Regions from separate parts of the Mus musculus genome. Here region 1 is linked to region 2. The links are chromatin loops, found by intact Hi-C in ENCODE. Cell type or tissue: gastrocnemius. All regions are shown on one strand. Each heading gives the region's core, and the rest is flanking DNA. Links, peaks and the distances in the headings are about the cores only.

The links. A loop is a pair of places that touch in the nucleus more often than their neighbours do. Peaks named below come from ENCODE experiments on the same cell type or tissue, not always from the same donor. Only the 100,000 strongest peaks of a DNase experiment are listed, where the experiment ranks them.
Region 1: a loop joins it to region 2, with 2.9 times the contacts of the local background. A loop is called at or near these places in 5 of 42 quality-filtered maps.

Annotation. Positions count from the first base shown.
Region 1 is chr4:137,180,787-137,196,893 of GRCm38, reverse strand. Gm31820 (a long non-coding RNA gene) reads left to right here. Exons shown (of 5, transcript XR_881509.2): 3 at 7,435-7,508; 4 at 7,632-7,686; 5 at 12,601-12,813. It overlaps Gm46872 (a long non-coding RNA gene), which reads left to right and starts at 15,052. Exons shown (of 2, transcript XR_001784458.2): 1 at 15,052-16,107. In gastrocnemius, for the core only: a CTCF peak has its summit at 7,671; DNase peaks (open chromatin) are centred at 6,089 and 7,627; H3K27ac peaks cover 3,988 bases.
Region 2 is chr4:137,284,433-137,292,432 of GRCm38, reverse strand. Wnt4 (wingless-type MMTV integration site family, member 4) reads right to left here. Exons shown (of 5, transcript NM_009523.2): 2 at 3,084-3,319. Among named protein-coding and RNA genes, the nearest start is that of Wnt4, 11 kb to the right of the region's middle. In gastrocnemius, for the core only: a CTCF peak has its summit at 4,394 (motif pointing right); DNase peaks (open chromatin) are centred at 3,232, 4,412, 5,047, 6,320 and 1 more place; H3K4me3 peaks cover 1,551 bases; H3K27ac peaks cover 3,111 bases.

The sequences.
Region 1 (16,107 bases), core at 3,643-11,642, 99 kb after region 2:
TTTCTCTCTGGTCAGAGAAGGCAGCCCTCACTCAGCTCAGATGCTAGGACCATAGGGTAAGAGGAAGGGAGAGAGGGAGGGCAGTGGCCAGTGGGGTGGGGTAGGCGTGGCCCTGGCTCAGGGCACACAAAGGGGCATGTGTCCTTGGTGGGCAGCAAGGGGTGGGCTGGACGACATGCTCAGGATGGGGATTTGGTCCCAGAGATGGCTTTATTATGTTTCCTTTTTAATTACAGTGTCCCGGCTCCCACAAGGATAGCTTTTGTCAGGCAGCTTAGGGGAGGGAGGGGAGGAGACTGGGCTGGCTGCTGGCTGAGGGGTGCAATGTTGCTGGCAGTGCTAACACCCCCAGGGAGGGAGGTGTGGGAGATGGGAGAGGGGGCAGCTGGTGGAGTGGGGGACGGGGAGCTGAGTTGGACCCAACCTTCCTGCTCCACACTCTTGATTTTGATAACTGCGGTATTGGGGGGGTTGACCAGCTCTTGCTCCTTGGGGTGGCTCAAGGGATCAAGCAAAGCCTTCGTACTTCCTTGACTGCTTCCATTTTCTGGGCTCTTCATCTTATTCATTCATTCTTCCTTGCTTCCTTGCTTCCTTGCTTCCTTGCTTCCTTGCTTCCTTGCTTCCTTGCTTCCTTGCTTCCTTGCTTCCTTGCTTCCTTGCTTCCTTGCTTCCTTCCTTCCTTCCTTCCTTCCTTCCTTCCTTCCTTCCTTCCTTCCTTCCTTCCTTCCTTCCTTCCTTCCTTCCTTCCCAAACACACTACTGAACAGGCTCTGTGGCAGGCAGCACTGCCAAGTCTCTGTGTGGTAGCCAGCACATGGGTCCAGGCTAAGTTCTGGGGACAGAGGGCTCATCTGCTCAGTGACATCATGCTCCAGGAAGGAGGGTCATGCAACCAGCCTTCCGCTTACAATTTGATTTGCCCCAGTGGTCTCATGGGAAACTTGTGTGTGCATGTGTATAGGTGTGCTGTGTTTGTATGTATGTGTAGTTTTTGTGTATGGCATATATGTATGTGTGAACATGTGTGTGATATGTTTGTGTGTGATGTATATATAGGTATATGTTGTATCTGTGTATTGTGTTATGTTATATATGTCTGTGTTTTGAGTGTCTGCGTGTCATGTGTGTATCTGTTTGTATGTGTGTATCTGTGTGAGTATGTGTGTGTGCATGCGTATATGTGTCTATTTGTGTGTATGTGTGCATATGCATGTGTTACGTGTGTATGTGTTTTGTGTGTGTGTGTGTGCATGTACGTGTGCTCTGTGCATTGTCACCTGGCCTGTGTGCTTTTTCTTCCTTCTTTGGAAGAAACATGAGGCACCTCAGATGGACAGAGCAAAGCAGCCACCACCCCTGCCAAGGCTGCAACAGCAAACTATGTATCAGATTTTTAAACACCTGGACCAATGTAGCTGCTCACTTTTGCATTTCTAGCAGCCCAGAAGCTGAGGTCCGAGGACCATGGGTTTGAGGCCAGCCTGGGTGACAGAATTAGATTCTTCTGCCTGAAAGAGCAAACAGAGAGCGAACCACCTCAAACCAAATTCTCCATGTTTAAAACCCAGAGCCCATGAAGCCGAAACTCAGCCAGCCATTGCTCAGGCTTCCCAAATGTGTGACCCTCTGGTAGTGTGGTCACCTCAGGCTCTATCCCTGCCCTTTGCACTGCTGCTGTGGACTCGGGGAGCAATGCTTGTGACAGCCAGTGTATCTCCTCCTGGACAGGACCCCCTCACAATGACACCCATCACCCACCTAGAACATCAGCACTCCTGCTGTACATGGTGTCCCCAGTCTGGGCCTCTACACCACACTCATGAAGCTGGACGTGTGACTTGGGCCTCAGTCCTTAACCTTCTTCTGGGCTTCTCTGAGTGGCGGGGACTGGGAACTTGAAAGTCTTAGGTACCTGGGGCCCTTATGTACCTTAAGTGCTGGACAGTGCTTTAGCTGAGGTTTCTGGACAGGAATCTTGGTTCTGCCCTGGGTTGGGAGGAGGGAGGCTCCTGGGTCCCACCTCTCATCTTCTAGCCCAGGGGGAGTTCTCTGTTCCCTTCACAGACCTTCTTGGATTACTCTAAATGAAATAGCATAACCATCCTCCTGGCTCTTGGTACCCACTGATACAAAGCTCTGAGATCTAGCAGTCAGAGCTAGAGCATGCTGCCCCCACCTTCCCAGGATGGAGATGCCTCTGGGAGGGGGCTTTGGCCCATTTGCTGCTGTGCCATAGCCTTTCAATGAGCTGGAACACTGTGCCCGCTTTATATATGAGCAAGCTCAGAAAAGGCATGTGGCCCTTCTGAGGCCACATAGCAGCTCTGTGGCAGTGCAAGCCCCCTGACTGGCTCTTCAGTGAGGACCCACTCCAGCATCTTCGTTATCAACGACACCTACTGCCTCTGCCCAGATCCAGAGACCATTCCCGTTGCTGCTGTCCCTCGGCCTCTGGAAAAGGCTGTGCCCTCCAGAGGGAGGCTGATTTAATGCTGGCCCGAGTGCTGACAGGTGAGGAGAACAGGGGCGATGTGAGGGGAAGTGCTTGCCACTCTGCCAAGAACCCCATCTGGATGGCCGGGCTGCAACCCGATCTGAAGGCGAGCTGGGCTATTTTAGGGGTTGCACAGAGGCCCAGGCACCTTGGCAGGGGGCAAGGGTTCTTCTTGACCCTGATACAGCTTGGGACATAGACTCTGGCCTGTGAGTCATTCCAGAGGGCTGAGGTGGGGTACGTCGGGGATCTTCCTTCTGGAGTTCGGTAGACAGGCTGGCCCAAGGCTTTATGGGAAGTCCTGGCTCCAGAGACCAGAGGCTTCAAAGCCACAGGTGTGGACAGAGGGACCACATACTTGGGTCTTTACTCCAACTCTGCCATAATCTTGCTTGGTGACCCCGGGGGAAGTCACCTTATCTCTGTTGGCCACAGCCCCCTCATGTGCTTCATTTGGAGGCCTCGGGTCTTACCCACTTCTAGGCTTCTAGAGTTTTGGCAAAAAAGAAAAATAAATGTTTGGGCAAAGTGGTAGGAACAGAGGTCACGCTTCAAGGTTCAAGAGAAGGAGAAGAAATCTCACTTTTGAGGACTTTATGGGTTGACAGAGCTGGGCTTATTACTGGCCATGGGGCAGCCCAGCCACCACTGTGGTGTAGAACCCAGCCCACGGGGTAGGAGTCCCTGGGACTGAGAAGAAGACAATGTCTATAAGGGTCGGGGAGGGTCTGCAGCAGGCACCATGGGCACAGGTGGACCCCAAGGCCTTGCTCTGTGGGCATTGAGCCCAGGCTCCGAGTTCTCAGCCAGACCCCGCCCCTGCTGATAGGCTGCCGAGAGAGGCAATACCCACAAGAGGCACAGTGCAGAAGGGTGAGTGTACACCGAGTCCATATAGACAGTGGGCCTGTGCCTCCTGCACCCTCCCAGCCTGAGCCAGTGTTTCCCCACCATGGCCCAGGCCCCGGGGAATGTCTCCTTGGCTGTGCATCCTTCTTGCTAAACCACAAGGTCTAAGCATGGTGTCTTAGTCAGGGTCTCTATTCCTGCACAAACATCATGACCAAGAAGCAAGTTGGGGAGGAAAGGGTTTATTTGGCTTACACTTCCATACTGCTGTTCATCATCAAAGGAAGTCAGGACTGGAATTCAAGCAGGTCAGGAAGCAGGAGCTGATGCAGAGGCCATGAAGGGATGTTCTTTACTGGCTTGCCTCCCCTGGCTTGCTCAGCCTGTTCTCTTATAGAACCAAGACTGCCAGTCCAGAGATGGTCCCACCCACAAGGGGCCTTTCCCCCTTGATCACTAATTGAGAAAAATGCCTTACAGCTGGATCTCATGGAGGCATCTCCTCAACTGATGCTCCTTTCTCTGTGATAACTCCAGCTGTGTCAAGTTGACACAAAACCAGCCAGTACACATGGGGATCATCATGGGGTCAGGACAGGCAGGGACCACTCCCAGGCCAGCCATACACCCATAGCTCATACTATAGGAATAAATGCAGGCCTCCCTGGATGCCAGTAGACAGACCAAGGGTAGTGCTTTGCAATCTCGATGGCCTTGGGAGTCTACAGGACAGAGGCAGGGACAAGGCTATGTAGAAGAAAGAATCAGCTTTTCAGACGGGCCTTGGGCTGGAGACCCTCAGCAGTTCCCGAGGCAACAGGTTTCCGGGCCATTCCCCCGACCCTCAAGTGCTAACAAGGAGGCTCCCAGTCATGGCGAGTCGGGAAGCTGGATCTCACAGGAGGAGGGAGCTGCTGGCATCATTACTACCCCAGAGGCTGGGGGAAGGTGATGTTGTCAGGGGAGAGCTGGCCCTCGGGGATGTGGAGAGTCAGCGTGCTAGAAAGTGATGCGAAGTGAGGGAGCCCCAGGATGTCTTGGGGGTTACATTATTTTAGGGTTTATGGGTGAAAGGCAGGAGAATTGTCATGAGTTCAAGGCCAGCCTGGGCTATATAATATTTTATTATTTTGAAGAGGAAGGGAGAAGAGGTGGAAGAGGAGAGAAAGGAGATGGGGGAGAGGAGATAGGAGGAGGGGGTGTGCGGGGAGGAGGAGGAGGAAAAGGAGGAGGAGGAAAAAGAGGAGGAAGAGGAGGAAGAAGAAGAGGAGGAAGGAGAGGAGGAGAAAAACAGAATATAGAAATTCAGAAGTGTCTGGGGCTGGGGATGTAGCTCAGTTGGTAGAGTACAAAGTTGGTAATATACAAAGTCCCCAGCACTTTTACAAAGCTGGGCGTGGCAGTGCATCACATGATCCTAGCACTCGGAAGTACAAGCAGGAAGATCAGAAACTCCAGGCTGGGCTGCAGAGATGGCCCAGCAGTTGAATGTGAACTGCTCTTGCAGAAGCCCTGGGTTCAATTCCCAGCACCTGTCACTCCAGCTCCAGGGACTCTGATATCCCTGGTATCTGCAGGTACCCGAGTTTATGTACATACATGTCACTAAAAATAATAAAAATAAATCTCTAAGGAAAAAAATCGAGGCTAGCCTAGGCTACACAGAACTCTGCGTCAAAGTGAAATAAAACAGAAATCAGACACCCAACTATATGGTCCGAGTGACTGCCTGGCTCAGTGTTCAGAACGCGTACAAACATTTTTGAACTGTATGGACAGGCTTTCTAACACTGGGGGAAATCGTGGACTGTGAGCAAGCCCATCCACTTTTGTGAGGCTTGGCTCTCACATCTGGAAGATGGAGACAGTGGCTCTTGTCTCGTGCTGTGCTGTGGAGTGCAAGTCATGCGAGAGGCTCGACAGGTACTTGACCCAGTGGTCATGTCCCAGAAGGCAGGGACCACTGGGATGCTATCACAACTGGTGTCCTGGGAACAAGCCATCTCGACAGGCTTCTGGGAGGAGCAGAGGAAAGTGGCTGCAGCTCTGGGGACCTGGGTAGACTTGGGGACCTTAAGCAAGTGTGGGTGAGCCCCAAGGATGGGGGAGAGGGAGAAGGAGAGGGAGAGGGAGAGAGAGAGAAGCAATTTGGGAAGGCCTAGGCTCATAGGAATTGCTTAAACCTGGGGTGTAGGAGTGGAGTCAGGTAGGACTCAGGGGTGATCTTGGACTTCCATTCACAGCTGCTGCTGACCATTGTTGGGAATTGGGCTGCAGACTGTAAGTCATCAACAAATTCTCTTACTATATAGAGACTCCCCATAAGTTCTGTGACTCTAGAGAACCCTGACTAAGACAGAAGTTGGTGACCTCACTTTACAGATGTGGGACTTAGTCCCACTGAGCCCCTCAATCAAGTGGGCTTTACGTTCTAGGGCACATGTGGGAGGCCTCACTGAGCCTCTGGCAGATCTAAGCTCCACCCACCCAGGACAGTTAGCTTGTGTGTCTATTGAGGTTCCTCGCAAGCAAAAATTGGATCGAAACATTATGTGATTGAAAAAAAAATACCTAAAAGTAATAATTTGAGAATGAAAGAAATGCAGGCTAGAATCAAGCTTGATGAGACACAGCCAGCACACAGCAGACTGCGGCTGGGGTCCCTTGGCTGTGCACAGAGCCCTGTTCCGTCTCCATGGTTGGCAAGGCAGGGCCTCCTGCTCAGTGGAGCAGCCGGCTCAGCGGTCCCTCTCTGGTCTTTATTGGCTCCTTAATGGGCTCTTGGAGACCTGGCACCTGCCTCTTTTTCTGTTCTAATAAAAGGCGATGCCCTGGGGTTGTGGGGGTCGGCATGGTGTTTGGGGGGGGGGATGGATCTGGCTCGTGGCCACACTGGGCGACACATTCCTGAGACCTGACTCAGAGGGAAATGTCTTCTTCTTCGTGTCTCCTCGGTGCTTTGGGGCCCTGCAGCTGTGGGTACATTTCTCTTCTGTCAGGGTCATTTCCCTCCAGCCAGGGCTGGAGCCCAGGCCCCCAGGGCCCATCCTGAGCTGTGGAGACTGAGGACAGAGAGGGCACAGGTGTCTCAGTGGCACACTGCAGAGTATGGGACCAAGTGTGCAGGGAAGTGGCTTTCAACCAGGTGGACTTTGCCTTCCAGGGCACATGGTAGCAACTGGTAGGATGGGTTCCTTCTTATGCTCTTGGCATTAGGAAGGAGAGGTGAGGGGTGTGGTTGAAACTCTTAGGTGGCCAGAGAACAGTTTCCACCATGGAGAATTGTCAATAGGCTGGGAGATGGGGTAGCCTGGGTCTAGGACCGCCTAAAGGGTTCCTGGGTCCAGGCCATGGACTCGCCATGTGCCTCTCCCTGTGGTAGGCTGGGCTAGGACACTGCAGGCTCCAGCCTGTCCACTGTCAGATAGGTTAGGATGCTCCAAGAACCTTCTGCTCCTAGCTGGAAGACACCAGGATTCAGCTGCATCTCTGTCAGAAGGTAAGGGAGCTTCAAGCAGGAGGCCAAAAGGTCACAATCAGAGGACACACCATGGTGCCAGGAAAGAGCACCAGACTGGACTCCACAGGCCCAGCTCTGACTGCTATGGGATGTCCAGCCAGGTGGCATTGCTCTGTGGGCCTCTGCCCAGTCCTTTGTTCAGTATGTGTGGATGTGTCTCTGAGAATCTCGGGGCGCTGACAGTTTGGGCTTCTGGGCTGCATTTGTGTGCTGCGGGAATCCATGAGACAACACAGAGGTGGCCGGCTCCTCCAAACTCAGCCTGTCTCCTGATTTTGTAAAGACATTTTCCTGACACCCATCCATGTCTCTTCCTCCAGATATTGCCTGTGGCTCCATCCACAGAGAGGGGAGTATGTCCTTAACATCCTTTGGCTTTAAGATCCAAGCTTTTCTCTCTTCATCTCTCAAAAGGACAACTTGGTGTGTCCGTGGGCTGATTTCAGACTGCAATCGTTTGTCTTTTGGGAATTGGAAGGATGCCATCGATTGGGATGTCCCGGGACAACAGGAAGGGGCTAGTTCATAGATCAGGGTCTCAACTTTGGCTTCCTCTCTTGTGCCTCAGTTTCCCCTGGAGACATGGAAATGGCCTTACCTGTCTGGCAATGAGGACTGCATTGAGGCCCAGCAAGGTGCCGGGTAAGGAGAGAAAGTCATGTCCTGGCCAAGCTGGCTGAGCTGCTGCTGTGTTATTTATGGGTTTTGGCCGGGAGGGGGCCATGGGCCTCTGGCTGTGTCTGACCTAAATTCTTACACTTACAGGAAATTGGAGCCTTCGGAAGCAGGTGCGCTGGTGGCCAAGGGTGGTATGGCAGAGGTAAGGGGAAGGAAGTGGGGGCTGGCCCAGCTCAGAGATGGAGGCAGGGCTGGGGCCGGTGTCTCCTTCCCCAGGAACAAGCATTATACCCGCAAGTCAGGCTTTGCCTTTGGTAACCCTTGCTACAGGCCTGTGCAATAAGACTGCATCCTCCATCTTGCAGATGGGGAAACAGAGACTCAAAGATGCACTCACTAGCCTGTGAGCATGTATCAGACGTAGGCTCAGGAAGAGCTGGGTAATTTCATCTCTTCTGTTCTCTTATCCAAATCACCCTGCACTCTCCAGTGAGAAGTTCACCTTAGATTCCAAAATGCTCAGGTTTGGGGGTCAGTTTGGTGGTTACTTGCTAAGTGAGGGGGGTAGGGACTATGGGAGACTGTGGCTGTCTGCTGTGAGCCACTGTGGGCTCTTAGGATTCAGGTCTGGAAAAGCCAGGCATCAGCAGGCAGAGTGACAGGTGTGACTTGAGGCCTGGGGCTGCAGGTGCCCTGTTGACACCTGTCTGACGGGAGAATGGAGAGGGCTGTGTGATTGACAGAGGAGGGATTTCTGGGCTGAGTATCTGGAAGTTTGTTTGGAGGGACTGAAAAAGAATTCACTGCTGGAGACTTTCCTCTCTTATCGGGATACAAAGTTGCAAATACCAGGCTTTCCCAGTGGAGAAACCACAACAAACCACACACTACAGCATTTTAGGGGAACAGATACCAGGACAGTGCTCAGGCCAGGAAATTGCGGTCTTTTTATTTATTGTTACAATTATTTAAAAGCATTTTTTAAAATCGTTTTTAATTGATTGGTGTGTGTGAGTGCGTGCGTGCGTGCGTGTGTGTGTGTGTGTGTGTGTGTGTAAGCATGTATGCATGTTTTTATGTGTACATAAACATGTGTGTGTGTGTGTGTGTGTGTGTGTGTGTGTGTGTGTGTGTGTGTGTGTGTGTAGCTCAGAAGACAGCTTGGGGAGTCTGCTCTCCTTGTTAAGACAGTGCTGCTCTCTTTGTACTCCAGGCTAGTTGTTTCATGAAATTCTGGATTATTCTTCTGTCTCCATTTCCATGCTCACCCTAGGAATGCTGGGATTACAGATGTACATCACTGCATCTGAGTTCTAAATAAAGATTCTAGTTCCAGGCTTTTGAAGCTAGTGTGTTATCTGGTGTTGTAGTCAGTGTTCTATTGCTGTGATGAGACACCGTGATCACAGCGACTCTGGAAAACATTTAGCTGGGGCTGGCTTACAGTTGCAGAGATTTTGTCCATTATCATCATGGCAGGAAGCATGGCGGCTTATGGGTAGACATGCTGCTGGAGAAGGGGCTGAGAGTTCTACATCTGGATCTGCAGGCAGCAGGAAGAAAGAGACACTTGTGCTTTTGAACTGTCAAAGCCCATCCCAGTGCTGTACTTCCTCAAACAAGGCCACGCCCACTCCAAGGCCACACCTCCTAATCCCTCTCAAGCACTCTCTAATAACCAAGTATTCAAATATAGGAGTTTATGGAGAGTACTCCTATTCAAACCATCACATCCAGTGAGCCCTTTTCTTGGGTCATTATTAATTGGTTTATTGAAATAGGCTCTTAACGTGTCTCAGGTTAGCCTTCAATGTAGCCAAGGATGACCTTGACCATCTGATATCCCCCTGCATCCCCCCTTCCCATGCTAAGATGACAGGCATGTGCAACCTGGTTTGTGTCACACCAGGGATGGGAGTCGGAGCCTAGTGTACGCTAGGCAAGTGCTTTATCTACTGAGCCACATCCCAGCCCCCCTCCACCCCACCTTTTCTTGCTTTAACCATCATGTGAACATATTGCTGGGGTCTTGAGAGGAGTGTGCAGGGTAAGGCCTAGGATGCAAGCATTGGTGTGGAGAAACTGGGGCAAGCACATGAGTCTTGGGACATTAATGATCTCACGGAGTCATGTTTCCCTAGGGAGTGAGAAAGACTTGGCATCGTAACAGCGGCTCAAGCAGTGTCAGATGACTACAAGAGATCATGGTGTGTGTGAGTTAGAGCACAGGGCACGTGTGAGTTGTGTTCGAGTGTGGACATGCGTGGGAATGCATGGGCACGCAGTAGCACCCACAGGCAGGCAGTGTGTACTTCTTTGGCATTCGGGTTTCGGAGGACTACTCTCTACCTGCACCTTTGCCATACAGCCACCCCACCCAGAGAGAGCTGGGCAGAGCAAGCGCACTGTGGCATTTGGTGTAGGCCTTGTGGGGACAAGCTGGGTGTGTGGAATGCACAGCTCCTTCTCTTATTCTACCCCCTTCCTCTCTGCCGTGACATGCTGGCAAGCCGACCCAGGAGCAGCTCTGGATGCTGCAGAGAGGCTGGCGTGGAGTGTGTGAGTGTGTACCACCACCCCATCCACTGTGATGCTAACCCTCGCTTGTACACAAGGGGAAGCTGAGGCCTTGGGGGGCAGGGAGGACTGGATAGAACACCTGGGACCAGGTTAGGGCTCTCACTGCTTAGCGGTGTTCATCTAGATGACGGCTGTTGGGCACTTAGTGTCGCAAGCTTTAGGCCAGACTCAGGGTTAAAGGTGGTGAGGGATCGTGGCCATTGCAGGCCTGGAGATGTGTCTAGAAAAGTAGAGGAGAGAGGGAAGGGTGTCTTGGGAAAAGGGGCAACAGTGGAAAAGCAGATGATCTAGGAAGTGGTATTCTGAAGGCTAGCTTGGCTACCTTGGCTTGCTTCTGAATGAGGGTAGGGCAGATATACCCCTTAACCCTAAAGTATGCTGACCTCCCCTTCACTCAGGTGTGGATTTCTGGGGCCTAGACCAACAAGGAAGCAGTGCCCATCTGGGCAGGTGCTGGTGCTGTTGCAGAGGGCAGAGTTTCTAGGTAGGAGAGATGCCAGACTGGTTTCCACCTTGGCCAGCCATTTCCCACCAGCTTCCCTGACAAGCTGGTCTTTTTCCACTGTGTCCAGAATGGGAGTCTGAACTCTGCCAGGAGGGCCCTTGCCTAGCCCTGGCCTCAAGTGGTTCGCTCCCTGCCTATTGGAAAAATGAGCAAGTCAAATGGGGCTAGGTAGAGACCAAGACCAAGGAGTCGGAGACTGGCCGTCAGGGCTCTGGTGCCAACCTCTGCATCTAAGTGACTTTGTGAGGGGTGTAAGACCTGTGAGTAAAGGTCCCTGCACCTCACCTACGGAACTACCCAGAGCTGTCTATGCATGGCTGTCACCTCTGTACTAAGACACTCAGTGTGGGCACCTGCACCCAATCCAAGAGTGTTTGATAACCTTCAGAGTCCTCAGCCAACAGCAAAACAGTGGCTTTGTGGTGCGGGTGGGCTTGGGATCTCAGGTGGCACCTTACTGTGTGACCCACGTAAATCTTGGGCATTTGGAACCTTCCGTCTCCTCCTCCTCCTTCTTGTGTGTGTGAGTATGTGTGTGTATGTGTGTGTCAGTATGTGCAATGTGTATGTGTATATGTCTGTGTAGTGAACATGCATATGAAGATTCTGTGTGTGTATGCGTGTGTGTATCTGTATGCACAATGCATATGCACACGAATGCTCTGTGTGTATACAGTGTGTATGTGTATATGTGTGTGTGCGCAGTGTATGTATGGTTACGTATGTGTCTATGTGTATGCACAGTGAACATGCATATGAAATCTCTGTGAGTGGGTATGTGTGTGTGTGCAGTGTGTCTATGCACATGCACAGTTCACACACATATGAAGGCTCTCTCTGTGTGAACGTATACGTGCGTGCTACTTCTTTCTTGGTCGGTCACTCTCTGCTTTATTCACTGAGGCAAGGTCATTCAATCAAGCTTGGAATGGCTAGTCTAGCTAGCTTGCCCTGGAGTGGCCCCTTCATGTCAAGTTCTGGGATTACAGGCAGGCTGCTATACGCCAAGTGGCTTCCCTGGGATTCGAACTCTAGTCCTCATGTTTTTGGGGCCTGGAAGGACAGAGCTCTGATTTGAAGTCACTTCTACCCTTTCCCTCTCTTCCACCGGCCTCGACCTTTATATGTAGGTGACAATGTCCTTGGACTCCTGATCATCCTCCAACTCCAAAGTGCTGGCACCATAGGCCTGTGTTTCCTTGGCCTAGCTGATTTAGGGACAGAGTGTAGCCTAGAACCAAGTGACCCCCTCTCCCAGGGAGCATTCCTACTTTGCTGGGGGGTGGGTGGGGGGTAGGGGGGCTTTGGGGCACTCAACAGTCCTGAGAGTTGGCTTGAGGTCTTAGGCTGCTGGTTGGATTCAGCCAAAGGGGAGGGTGGGAGCTGAAGGGGTCCATGCTTAAAGCCAGCTGCCTCTCCCCTAAGCCCTCCGACGTCCGAATGCAGCCTCCCCCCATCCCCCCTCCTGGGGCTCTAGGCTTTGTCCACGTTAGCCTTCAGGCTTTGGATTGCTCGCAGCTCCTGACCCTTTCCATCTCACACTCCGGAGCTCCTTTTCTGTGAGTGCCTTTCACGATTCCATGATCCACGGTTACTCTGAGAACCCCCTCCCCTCCCCTGTCCTCAGCTGCCCTTCCTTCCCGCGGTCCTCTGCTGGCTCCTGCCTTCCCCTTAGTTTGCTTGAGGAATGTCACTTTCAAGTCCCCGGTGGGGGGAGAGCCCTAGAGTCTTTTCAACAAACAGGACTCTGACTCCGTGGTCTCAGTATTAAACAAATAGGGCTTGCCTGATGGGGCTGTTTGCCGCCCCCCCCGGCCCCCCCAACCCTGGGTCTGAGGGAGGTTTTGCTGCTGACTGGATGGCCTGGTTTGCCCACACCACAGCTTGCCTTCGTTCTGGGGTCTTCTGGGCCTACCTTGGGTCTGAGCCCAGCAGCAGCTGATGCTTCCCTGAAGTGAGGTTATAGGGAGATGCCAGGAAGTTCTTCCCACATGTGACCACCTCCTCTCTTGCTTTCTGTCCACTTTATAGGGTTCCTCTCATACGACCTCAGCCACCCTCAACCACCTCCCATATACAAACATGCCAGCTGCTGTGGGAAGAGGGTAGTGAACAAGGAGAGAGGAGGAGGGCAGCTGGAAGCCACCAACGTAGTCAAGCTCGGAGGGGTGGGGCCTGGACCAGGACCAGGACCAGGACCAGGTCCAGGACCAGGACCAGGTCCAGGACCAGGACCAGGTCCAGGACCAGGACCAGGACCAGGTCCAGGTCCAGGACCAGGACCAGGACCAGGACCAGGACCAGGACCAGGACCAGGACCAGGACCAGGACCAGGACCAGGACCAGGACCAGGACCAGGACCAGGACCAGGACCAGGTGGTGGCTGTACAGGTGGAGAAGAGAGGCTGTTTTTCAGAAAATCTGTCCTCAGATCGGCCCTGTGCGGGAAACACTCTAGGATTCCTCAGTTGACCCATGGCTCTTGAACTTGGCTCCCTGTTCCTGTGAGACCACCCATCTGTGATCCTTCCTAGGGGTGGGCCACCCAGCCCCAAGGATGGTCAGCGCATCTGACCCGTGGTTATCCACCCTCCGTGGGGGTGATGTGTCCAGGGACTGGGCTCCCTGCTGCTGACAGCACCCTGAGCCACTGGTGCAGGTCACCCAGAGAGACCTGGCCCTATGCCACCTTTCCTTGTCGTCTGCTTTCTGCAAAGTGCCCAGTGTCAGGGACCAAACTCTGTCCTGCTCCAGCATGCAACCTTCCATCCACTTGAGAAGCCAGGGTGCTCTTAGCTGAACAGGGCAGATCTGTGATGGGAACCCAGGCTGCCTGACTCTCAGCTGTGGTCCTGTCCTCTGAGTCTGAGCCCTCCCTCATCCCTATCCAAGCTGAGGCGAGCCAGAGTAGGGTTCCAAAAACCTTCGTCCTTTCTCATCCACAGATAAATATTTGTTTCTCCCAGTGTAAATACCCCCTCGTGTTTAATGAGGCGATCCCAGGCCATTTCCTGGCACGGCCCAGTGCCTAGAAATCTCTCTCACCCCGGGAGGAATAGGCCTAGGCAGAGGGAGGGCTACTAATGAGGGACTTGGGTCCTCTCAGCCAATCTTCTTATTACAGACAGGGAATTAGCAGCTCAGAGAGTGCAACTGACCACCCAAGGTCACACAGCCAGAACCCACAAGGCTCAGCTCTTCTCTCCAGACTCGGATACTCTCTCTGATGGCCTCTGGTAGCTCCTAGATATTTTGTCCAGGGCCCAGGGTTCTTGGTCCACCCTACAGCTGTGCTGACAGCACGCAGGTGAGCCACACACCCCGCCTCTCCCTTCACTTGGCATCTCCAGTCAATGTGGCACTCACACCCCCACCCCCCGGGCACAGGCCCCCTCCTGCCATCCCACTTAAAGTGATACTTGTATGAATTACGCTTTTATGTTATTACACGTGGAGCTATAAAAGCAGTGCTCGGTGAGGCTGAGGTAAGGCCCCCGCCACTTTGCAATTTCCTGGTCTGGCCTGGCTCTGCTCCTCGTCGAGAATTTTTCATTAATGTGTGCAGGTGACGCCACGGGGGCAGCAGCAGGCCAGGTATGCTCCCACGACAGGGTCCCCTCCCAGGTTTCACTGGGCTGGCTGGGCCTGCTGGATCGCACAGTGCAGGGGAGCTCTTACCCGCAGCAATGGCATCTGGATCACGCTGCATGAACTTTCAAGCTCAAAAAAAAGATGGAATGCGTACCTCTCAGGTTAGCCTCATTTCTGTCCAAGAATCCTCTTGTCTCCCTGGTTATGGGCCCTTCCCATGAGCTCACATTGTGTGGGACACTTTGTAGTCTGTTGGAGGAAGGAAGCCTTCCTAAGCCCAGAAGTGTTGGTATCCCTATGTGTTCAAAGGAGTCCAAAAGTGGGGCGTGGTGACACAGGCTACTTGTGGGAGGCTGAGGCAGGAGGATCACAAGCTCAAGGCTATCTTGAATTATCAAGTGAGTTCAAGGCCAACCCAGACAATTTAGTGAAATCATATCCCAAAGTAAATAAAAAGAGGGCTGGTGATATATCTCTGTGGTAGAGTGCTCCCTTGCATGGGGGAAATCCTGGATTCAATTCTCGGCCCCCCAGAATCAGAGAGAGAGAGAGAGAGAGAGAGAGAAGGAGAGAGAGAGAGAGAGAGAGAGAGAGAGAGAGAGAGAGAGAGAGAGAGAGAGAGAGAGAGATCCAAATGGACACATTGAGACTGTTTTCTAGAAGGTTCCAGAATGGACAAAGCCGGAAGAGGAGTAATGGGACAGTTTGAGAGTGTAAAGTGTATGTATGCATGAGTGTGTGTATGTGAGTATGTGAATGCTGAGTGTGCATGAGTATGTGTGAGTGTGAATGTATGTGAGTATGTGTAGGTGTGAGTGCTGAGTGTGAGTGTGTGTGAGCGAGTGTGTGTATGTGAGTGTATGAGTGTGAATGAGTGTATGTGAGTGTGTGTAGGTGTGTGTGAGTGTGTGTATGTGAGTGTGTGAGAGTGTGTGTGTGTGATCTGCATAGGGCCTGAGCCCCCCCATGCACAGACCTTTCTGACCCCACCCCTACACCAGCAGGAAATCATCCTGGGAGCTGCGGGCAGAACCAAAGCTGAATTAAACACTCAGGTCCAAAGGGCCCATGCTTCAGCCTGAGCGGGTCTCCTCCGAGGCGGCTGGCTTCCACTGCAGGCAAACACAGAGTAGAGCACAGAGTGGCAGGGGGCCTCTCTGTCCTGTACTGACCGAGGTTAGCTGAGCACAGAAGGCCAGCAGATGTCCCCTTTCTGGACTTGGTGACTCATGGCCTTCCCACTGGAGTGAGGGATCCAGCCAGCCTAAGCCCGCTTGGCTGGTGGGGATGCAGGGCAGAGTTCAGGGTAAACATGCCGGTCAAGGAGGGAGGTTCAGTTGAGGGTGAAGATGAGGACAGGAGGTCTTGCTCCACAGACAGTAGGCGTGGCTATCCTAAGATAGGCGGGGCTGCTTGCAGAGGGATGCAAATGGTGCTAGAGATGCACCAAGAGGGTGGCAGTCATCACCTGGTGGGCTCAGGACAGATCTTTCCATCTTTGGACTCTGCTAGAGGGACAGGGGACACTTTCTGGGAAAGGGCTGAGTAGTATAAACTCTGAATTTTTGCAGCACACACTATTTCTGCTTCAATGGCTTCAGAGACTATAGCCTGAAAGCCTACCTGACAAATCTGACACAAACAATGTGGCCAAATTCTAATAAAACTTTATTTGTAAGCAGGAGCAGAGGGCCAACCTTACAGAGCCTGTGATATGGGCTTGTGGGTGGGGCTGGAGGCTCTGGCCTCTCTGTGGGTTCTTGGCTTTACTTATGGTGTCTCCACCGGAAGGGGCGCTCCTTGCTTCTCCCCCTTTCAGAGTCCTTGACTTCAAACTGCCCTCCATCCCCACCCCATTTTCTTCATTGTACCCCCAAATCTCTGTTTTGTCTTACAACTATGTCCACATTTCCTCACACCTGGGGATTCATTCAGCTGTTTATCTCT
Region 2 (8,000 bases), core at 1-8,000:
TCCCCTTGTATGCCTGAAGTCACCGTCCCAACCAGGTAACTCATGCGTGTAGACATCTGCTGAGTCTGCCTCCTGAGAGCTGGGGGCAAGAGGTCTGCTAGATTAATAGTCAGTGCTGAGAAGATGCTAGCTAGCCCTCTGTGAAGCTGGCTTATTCCCAGGTCAGGTCAGGGTGTATAGAAAGGACTGACAAGTCCTAGACAAGTCACTGAATGTTGGCAACAGTCCTGAGAGTTATGAATGGGACAGGTAAGGACCCAGAGGAATGAAGTCTCCTGTTGCATTTGCCTATCTCTGCTGTCCTTCAACTCCTGGCCCTCCAGAGACAAGCCTGTGCTTGAGTCCTTTCCCCCACCCTGGCTTAGTGGAGACTGTGACCAGGTAAGAATGTTCTAAGAGGAACTTTACTAGTGAAGAAAACCAAGTATGAAATGGTGTAAGGTGTACGTGCATGCGTGCCTCTGTGTGTGTGTGAGCTTAGGGGTGTGTGTGTGTGTGTGTGTGTGTGTGTGTGTGTGTGTGAGCTTAGATGTATCCCCCAAATATGGCTGCTGCCTGCCTCTTGTGACTGACCCGGTCTTAAGGCCCTTAAGGCCTTGACTTAGCTCTAAAGGAACAGGGATGCTTGACCAGGTCACTCAAACATTAGTCTAGAACAGATTCCACTTGGTCTTATGTCGTCGTCCCCCCCCCCGGGGGGTGACAGAGCTAGTCCCTTCTTTGGCTTCTGCTCACAGGCAAGAAAAGCAAAGGATTCCCCAGGTCTGTCCTGGCTTCTGGCTGCCACTCACCAGTCATGTCTCCTTTCCCTTGTCCTTTCAAGTCCTTGCCCTGATCTGCTATCCATCCCTAGTTGACACTCACTGGTTGTCCTCCATGCCAGGTTTGGAGGTATCCCAGGAGACAGGTACTTGAGCTATCACTGTTGTCTGGGGATGCAGTGGTGGGAAAGTGGGGGATGGGCGGGGAGCTGCCACACTTCAGTGTGGAGGTATAAAGAAGTAGTGTGATGTATATCTGGATACATAGTTGCAAGCAATACATAGTTAAAATGTCCAGTGACCCTAAAATGAGTATCTAGGAATCACACCCTGCAACTTTTTAAAAAATATGGATTTATATGAAAAAAATATACCCCCTGTAAAGAATATAGGGACCTGTAAGTCACCCCAGCATTTGGGAGGCAGAGGCAGAAAGATTGCCAAGTTTATGGCTAGCCTGGGCTACAATAACAAGCTCAAGGCCAGCCTGCCTGTGTTACACAGTAAGAGAATATCTTCAAAGGAAGGACACCACAAAGGCATAGATCCCGGAGGGAAGGGAGGGCCTGGGGCAGAAAGAAGGAAACTCTGGGTGGGGGCTGCTTAGACGGGGTTGGCTGTTGGGGAAGACATAGCATGTGCAAAGGGACAGGGGTGTGATACTGACACACAGTCCGGTATGGGAAGCCTTGTTGATCTATCTGCCAGGCCCTTGGGAGCAGTGGTTCTCAACCTGTGGGTCATGACCCTTTGGGGTTGAATGACCCTTTCACAGGGGTTCCATATCAGATGTCCTGCATATCAGATATTTACATTACAATTCCTAACAGTGGCAAAATTGCAATTATAGGAAGCAATAACAAAATAATTTTATGGTTGGGGGTCACTACAACACAACTGTATTAAAGGGTTGCAGCATTGGGAAGGCGGAGGATCCCTACTCTAGAGGATACGTGGGACACCCACTGTGTGACACCCACTGTGTGAGAGGGGACTTCCTGGGAACAATATCTCTAGGGAGGATGGCTCTGGATCTCACCAGTACAGCTCTGGGCCCTGAGCACCAGCAGAGACTTCACCACCGGGCTGCTCGTTGAATATCTGTCTCTTTCTCAGAACAGAACAGTTCAGCAATGCCAAGTGTGCTCATGCCTGCTGGCCCCTGCCAGCTCCCAGGAGAATGGCTTCCAAATTTCAATGACAGTTGGTTTCCAACAGCATCCAAATGGTCTACCACAAGCCTAGGAGCCAGGGATGTCCAGACCCACAGGTGCCAAGACAAAGGTTGGCTCAAGCAAGCCCTTCCTGCAGCTTGAGTGAGTCAGAGAGCCCCGTCAACTTGGTGTCTCAGATGTGCCAGCTTCTTGCTCAGGAGGTAGAGAAGCAGCTAGCTGGCTTTCAGCATTCCCTGCATGGCAGGAACCTTCCAGTTCCATAGAACCTTCCAGTTCCATAGAACCTCGGCTCACCTGCATTTGGCTCTCATGTCATCGGTCTCAGCCGGGACTTCAAAAGCCTTGCAGAAACCTTTCTATAGTACCTAGTATTGGCAAGGTGAGAGCTCCAACTTTCTGTTCTGTTGCTCCTGTATTTATTGGGAGTGACAGTGTCGTCCCTGCCGGGCGCACATTCAGATCCTGCCACTCTCTAGTCCTGTGACCCTAGGCAAATGACATAACAGCTTCGGGCCTCCAATTCCTCACTTGTTACGTAGAAGCCTGATGCCAAGGGACGATGAGTTAGTGTTGTGTTTCTTACAGTCCTTAAAATAGTGCCTGGCCCACAGTCAATGCTGCAGGTGTGTGGGCTGCTTCCATTGTGCTGCAGTGGACTGTCTGGTCCCAAATAGACTGTGTGTTCCAGAGGACAAGAGCTGGCCACACAAGGTGTTCTGCAGACCTGTCACATGCACAAATGTCACATGCACAGGACCCAAGGCTAGATGCAAAGGTGAGCAGAGTACCCCAGGTTGAAGCCTGACTCTGCTCATCCTTTGAGGAACCTGGGACTGTCTCTTCTCTGAGCCCCAGTTTCTCCCTCTGGAAAATCAAGACCACTCCATCTTATATTCCTGGACCAGCTGCATTCAAGAGTGCTTTGTGATCACAGACCATTGTCTGACCTCCTCCTGCCCTCTACCTAGTGTGCTTAATTGTGCTGCCTCTGCTCCTGAAACATCTTCCATGTGCCTGGCCCTAGAAATATCATTTTCCCAGACACCCAGGGCCGCATACAGACCCTAGATGCCCAGAGTTACACACAGACCCCAGACACCCAGAGTTACACACAGATAGCCCATGTCCCTAGACCAACCCTCCTCACCTTGTGTCACCACCTTCCCAAAGACAGGGAGGGAGTCCAGTGTGGAACAGTTCCAGCGCCGGTTCCGGAACTGGTATTGGCACTCCTCGATGGCCAGCTGGGCACCACGGCGCACTGAGTCCATCACCTCAAGGTTCCGTTTGCACATCTGCACCTGCCTCTGGATCAGGCCTTTGAGTTTCTCGCACGTCTCCTCTTCGGAGATGCTGCCCACCGATGACAGCTTGGCCAGGTACCTGGGGGGCAGTGGTTGGATGTGATACACAGCTGCCCTGATGCCTGCTTTTCTCCTCCCACACCCAGGGTTCAGGGTGCTGCCTCATCCCTGGTCTTGTGTATAAGACTCATAGCTGATGAGAGGCAGAACTTTTGTTTTATTTGACTTTATAACCCTTTGCTAGATTCTGTGTGACTTAGAGATTGACAGTTTGGGCAAAGCAGCTGGGAACTGGGTTCACTCCAACAAAGCCTGCTGGGTGAGGGGCAGGCTGGGCCTCTCTGCCCCTGGAGATCATCTGTGTGGTTATTGAGAACACAGGTGCCTGGGTTTCACCTCAGATATGGTCAGTATGCCCTGTGCTTTGGCTCTATCTTGAGATGCAGCAGAGAGGCCACTAGCCTAGAGAATAATCTTGAAAAGGTATCTGTGATGTTTTCTACCAATTTCTAGAAGGCTCAGGCTAGGACATCCCTATCCACACAGTGGTCTTGGTGCCCAGAGAAGAGTCCTCTCCCCAAGCTCCCCGGCTGTAAAGTTGAGCCTAGCTTTCCTTAGCCATACTGGAGTCATGGCTTTTATCCCCAACGGCTGTTGTGATGACTGAACTTGGCAAGGTGTGCTAATGCACCTAGCCTGGCTGGGTAACATCGTAGGAGCTGTCCCTGGCAGCACCAATGGGCCAAAGGAGATGGGTAGTCCCAGAGCCAGACAGATCATCCTACCATGGCATCAATTCCTGGTCTCCCAGGACCCCTTCCAGCCCCCACTGCCTCTCTGTCAGGTCTGGCTTTTTGCAGGGGTTCTGGGAATCAAATTCAGGTTCTTATACTTTGCAACGTGCACTTTGCAGACAGAGCCATGTCTCTAGGCTCTGGGGTATGCATTCCCAGGCTAGCAGCACTGGCCAATCTGTGTAGGAACCTAGTTTTTTAGAATGGGGAAAGGTATGTTAATGGTCGGGAGAAGGGACCATCTGGAAATGGCAACCCTGGCTTCAGCCCTGCCTGCGTGTTCCTTGCTTCCTTTGCCACTTGAAGGGGGTAGGGGGGTCTCCTGCAGAACCACAGCCACAAAGTCACTTGTGGCCTGCAGGGGGCGCCAAGAGCTCAGCTACTGGCGGTGGGCCAGGACACTGTTCAGTGGCCACTGTGTCCTTCCTTGAAGGGTCAAGAAGTTGAACCTACCATTGGATATTTTGCTGTCTCCACTCAGGCTAGGGCTCACAGAAAAGGGTAGGACTCCCAATCCCTCTGAGACACAGGGGCATATATCTTGCCTAACCATGTTTAGACCTCTTTTCCTCCTTGTAAGCTAAGCAGGTCAGATATGGCTGGATTGGGCCTCTGTCAGCCTCCATTGAAGGGGGCATTCAGGGGCTGAAGTCTCCAGACAGAAGGAGCAGGTGGGGAGGTCTGGCCAATCCATTAGTCCATTGTGACACGTGGCAAGTCCCCTTCTACTTGGAGCTGGCTCTAGGCACAGTGAGTTAGCTCATGAGTCTTTGCAGCCTTTCCTACTATCAGAGTTCAAATTCTCCTTCTACTGGCAGAAGAGGGAGGGCCTGTTGGTCCCATGCCACCAGAAGAGAGAGATGGACTCGAGGAACTGAGCATTCCTCCCTCAGGCTCTGAATGTAACAGGGAGATCGGCCGGAACGACGGTGGCAGAGACACTGCCCGCCTGCCACAGCCGTGAGTCAACAGGACGGCATCCAGGAAGATGACGAGAAACTGCTTGTCACAGCACCCGTGCCTACCTCTCAGGCCTGCCTTTACTGGACGCAGCAGCTGCCCCTCCCATGTATGGGAGGCCTGGCCATCTCTGCTCCTGCTCTCTGAGACCCTAGGGGTTTGCCTGGCGGGTGCCAGAGCTGGCATAGGCTGGAGAGGGTTGGCAGCCCAGCCCTCAGTGGCCGTAGCCTGTTCTCATGCCACTTGCTTATCCTGGAGCCTGGCGTGTACCTGACCTCATTTCACAGATGAACAAAGCAAACCAAGCGCCCCCCCCCCCAGGCAAAACAACTTGTAAGTCCCAAAGCTATCTAGCAGCAAACAGTTCTTGGCTCTCAACTCCCCCCCCCCCCCCGTCTCTCTCTGGCTGGGGACTTGCCCCTTCACTGGACTCTGTCAGGCTGCGTCCCTTCAGGCCCCACACAGGGCATGGCACACAGAAGTTATTCAGGAATATTTGCAGTTCGATTAGGGGCTGATGGTGCAGAGGTCCTGATGTTTTCCCACCCCTATGGCAGAAGAGCAGAGATAAGAGAGGAAGATGGGGGTGGCTGGTCTCTGTGGTCCCTCCCACTGTTCTACGGTGGATCAACCTTTCCCCCAGAGACACGTGTGCCATTCACTGACCCGGGAGCTGGGTCGGGCTCAAATATCCACTGCACAGCCGTTTCTGGGAGAGCCCGAGCCAGGGCCTGATGGGTGTCGGCTGCCCCTGGGCTGGCTGTCTGAGGCTGACCATCCTTGCTTTCAGGGCCTGCCACGCTGCTCCTGTTTAGGCTCCTTCCTGCTATTGCCGAATACAGGTTTAGCAATTTGTCACCTGCTGCCCTGGCCACCCAGGACTCTGGCCATAGCCAGGCCGTTGATCAGGTTACCCCACCAGCCCAGGCTGCCCCTGCTACAGCCGCTGGCCAGCTTGTGCCCAGTTTCTAGAATGGGGCCTGTGGGTCCTGCAAGCTCCTCCCAGGAGGCCCTCCCCTCTGTGCCTTGAGCCTGCTAGGAGGCCGGAGGGCCCTGGCCCTGCCAGGGAGATCAGATCCTCTCAGCCACCTGCTGTTTTCATTAGAAACTAAAATTAGCTGGGCTTGTCCCAAGCTTTTCCAGGTTTGCTTGCCTTTTTAAACAAAATATACAAAATTGGAGAGGCTAATCCACACCTCCGTGGCTCCGCCCCGGTGTTCCCCTGGACTCCAGAGGAGAGGGGCTGGGTGAGAGAGGCCATGGTGGGGAGCCAAGCGGGTCAGTGGCACTGATCCTGGCCCTACTGCGTCCAGGTGGGGGCTGGGACACCAGCCCAGGCCTCTCTGCCCCCTCCCTTTGGCCTCCCTGCCTGCCCAGGCCACATTTAGAGACTCCTCAGGAGTAATTGTGCCCTCCGTACCAGAGAGGAAGGAGGCCAAGTTGGCAGAAGGGGGCACCCAAAGGAAACTGCGTAAGCCAACGCAGCCTTCAGCTAGTGAATCAGGGAGATAGAAGCGAGGGGCCACAGACTCCATCTTGGGCAGCGTTCTTAGGAAGCAGGGAGGGATGTGTGGCTCCCAAGGACCCTTGCTACACAACCAACCATTCAAACTGTCCACTATTTCTTTAAGCAGTTTGAGTGGTTGCTGTACTGAACACCACAGTGGCCTATCCTGGAGACCTTTGTCCCTCCTCTGGGCAGGCAGTATGGTCTGGGGGCAAGCGACCTGGGTTAGTCTCCTATCTCTGTGTCACTCAAAACAAATTAATGAACATCTTGGAAACTTGGCCTCAATGTGCTCATCTGTAAAATGGGGAGAGCAGTTGTTCTTACTGTAGGAGGTAGTCTCTCTTCTACAACCCTCTTTACCCTCTTTGCTCTGCACCTTCTGTTGTCCCCTGCAGCTGAACCTTGCGGGACTCTGTCCCTGTCTTTGTTTGGACCTTCTCTGTCCTCACAGAGCCAGGTCCTGGTCTTGTTCTGGGAGTGGTGGGTCACTTTGGTATGATTTTTTGTTTGTTTGTTTGTTTGTTTTGTTTTTTCGAGACAGGGTTTCTCTGTGTAGCCCTGGCTGTCCTGGAACTCACTTTGTAGATCAGGCTGGCCTCGAACTCAGAAATCCGCCTGCCTCTGCCTCCCGAGTACTGGGATTAAAGGCATGCGCCACCATGCCTGGCAATGATTTAAACTGTAGATTTCAGATAGATCTTCCAGGTGCTTCAGAGAAGTAGTTCCCTAGTGCTTCTAGTCACGTGTTTGACCCTTCCAGGTCGGGGTGAAGGGCGTTGAGGAGAGACCAGCTCCTCAAGGAGACTAGGAGCTGGGGACTCGCATCTAGTTTAAGCTCAAGTGTGCCAAGGGAACATAGAGACTGTGTGGAGAAGGAGATGACTTGAAGTACAATGCCTCCCATACCTGTCACCTGCATCATCACATAGCCAAGTCACCACAGAGCTGGGCATCCTCTTCCCTTATCTCTCCTCTCTAGGAAGAAGGCATTATGGCTCCGAGGCCAGTCACTGGGGGGTGAGGACTTGAGAATGGGGCATTCTGGCTTCCGGGCCTGGTGGGCAGGCTGCGTAGGCTCCAAAGATGGCCCCGGGGCTTGGAGGGCAGGACCCCTCAATGTCAACGGATCTGAGCGAGGTGGCTGGATTCTTCTCTGGATGGTTTCTTCCAGACTTGTTAGTACTGCTGGGGTATTGGACAACTATTGCGAGTGAAGGAGGTTAGGGTAATACATGTCCCCATGGCTCTGATGTGCAGTGTTGTCTGTGTCGGTGTCCTCTGGAGCCATTGGAGTCACCAGAAGGAGGTACCACCAATGGAGAGCAGTCAGTGGGGAAGGGCTGGGCACTGGAGACACTCTGTGTTCTGGGGATGCTGGGGGCTACCTCTGTCGTGCCTCCTTCCCAGCCTGATAGGACTCTGAATGCCAAGGCCAACCATCCTAGGCCCCATGTTTGTTTAGTCGGCTGCAGAGAGATGCTGGTCTCTTCTGGGGC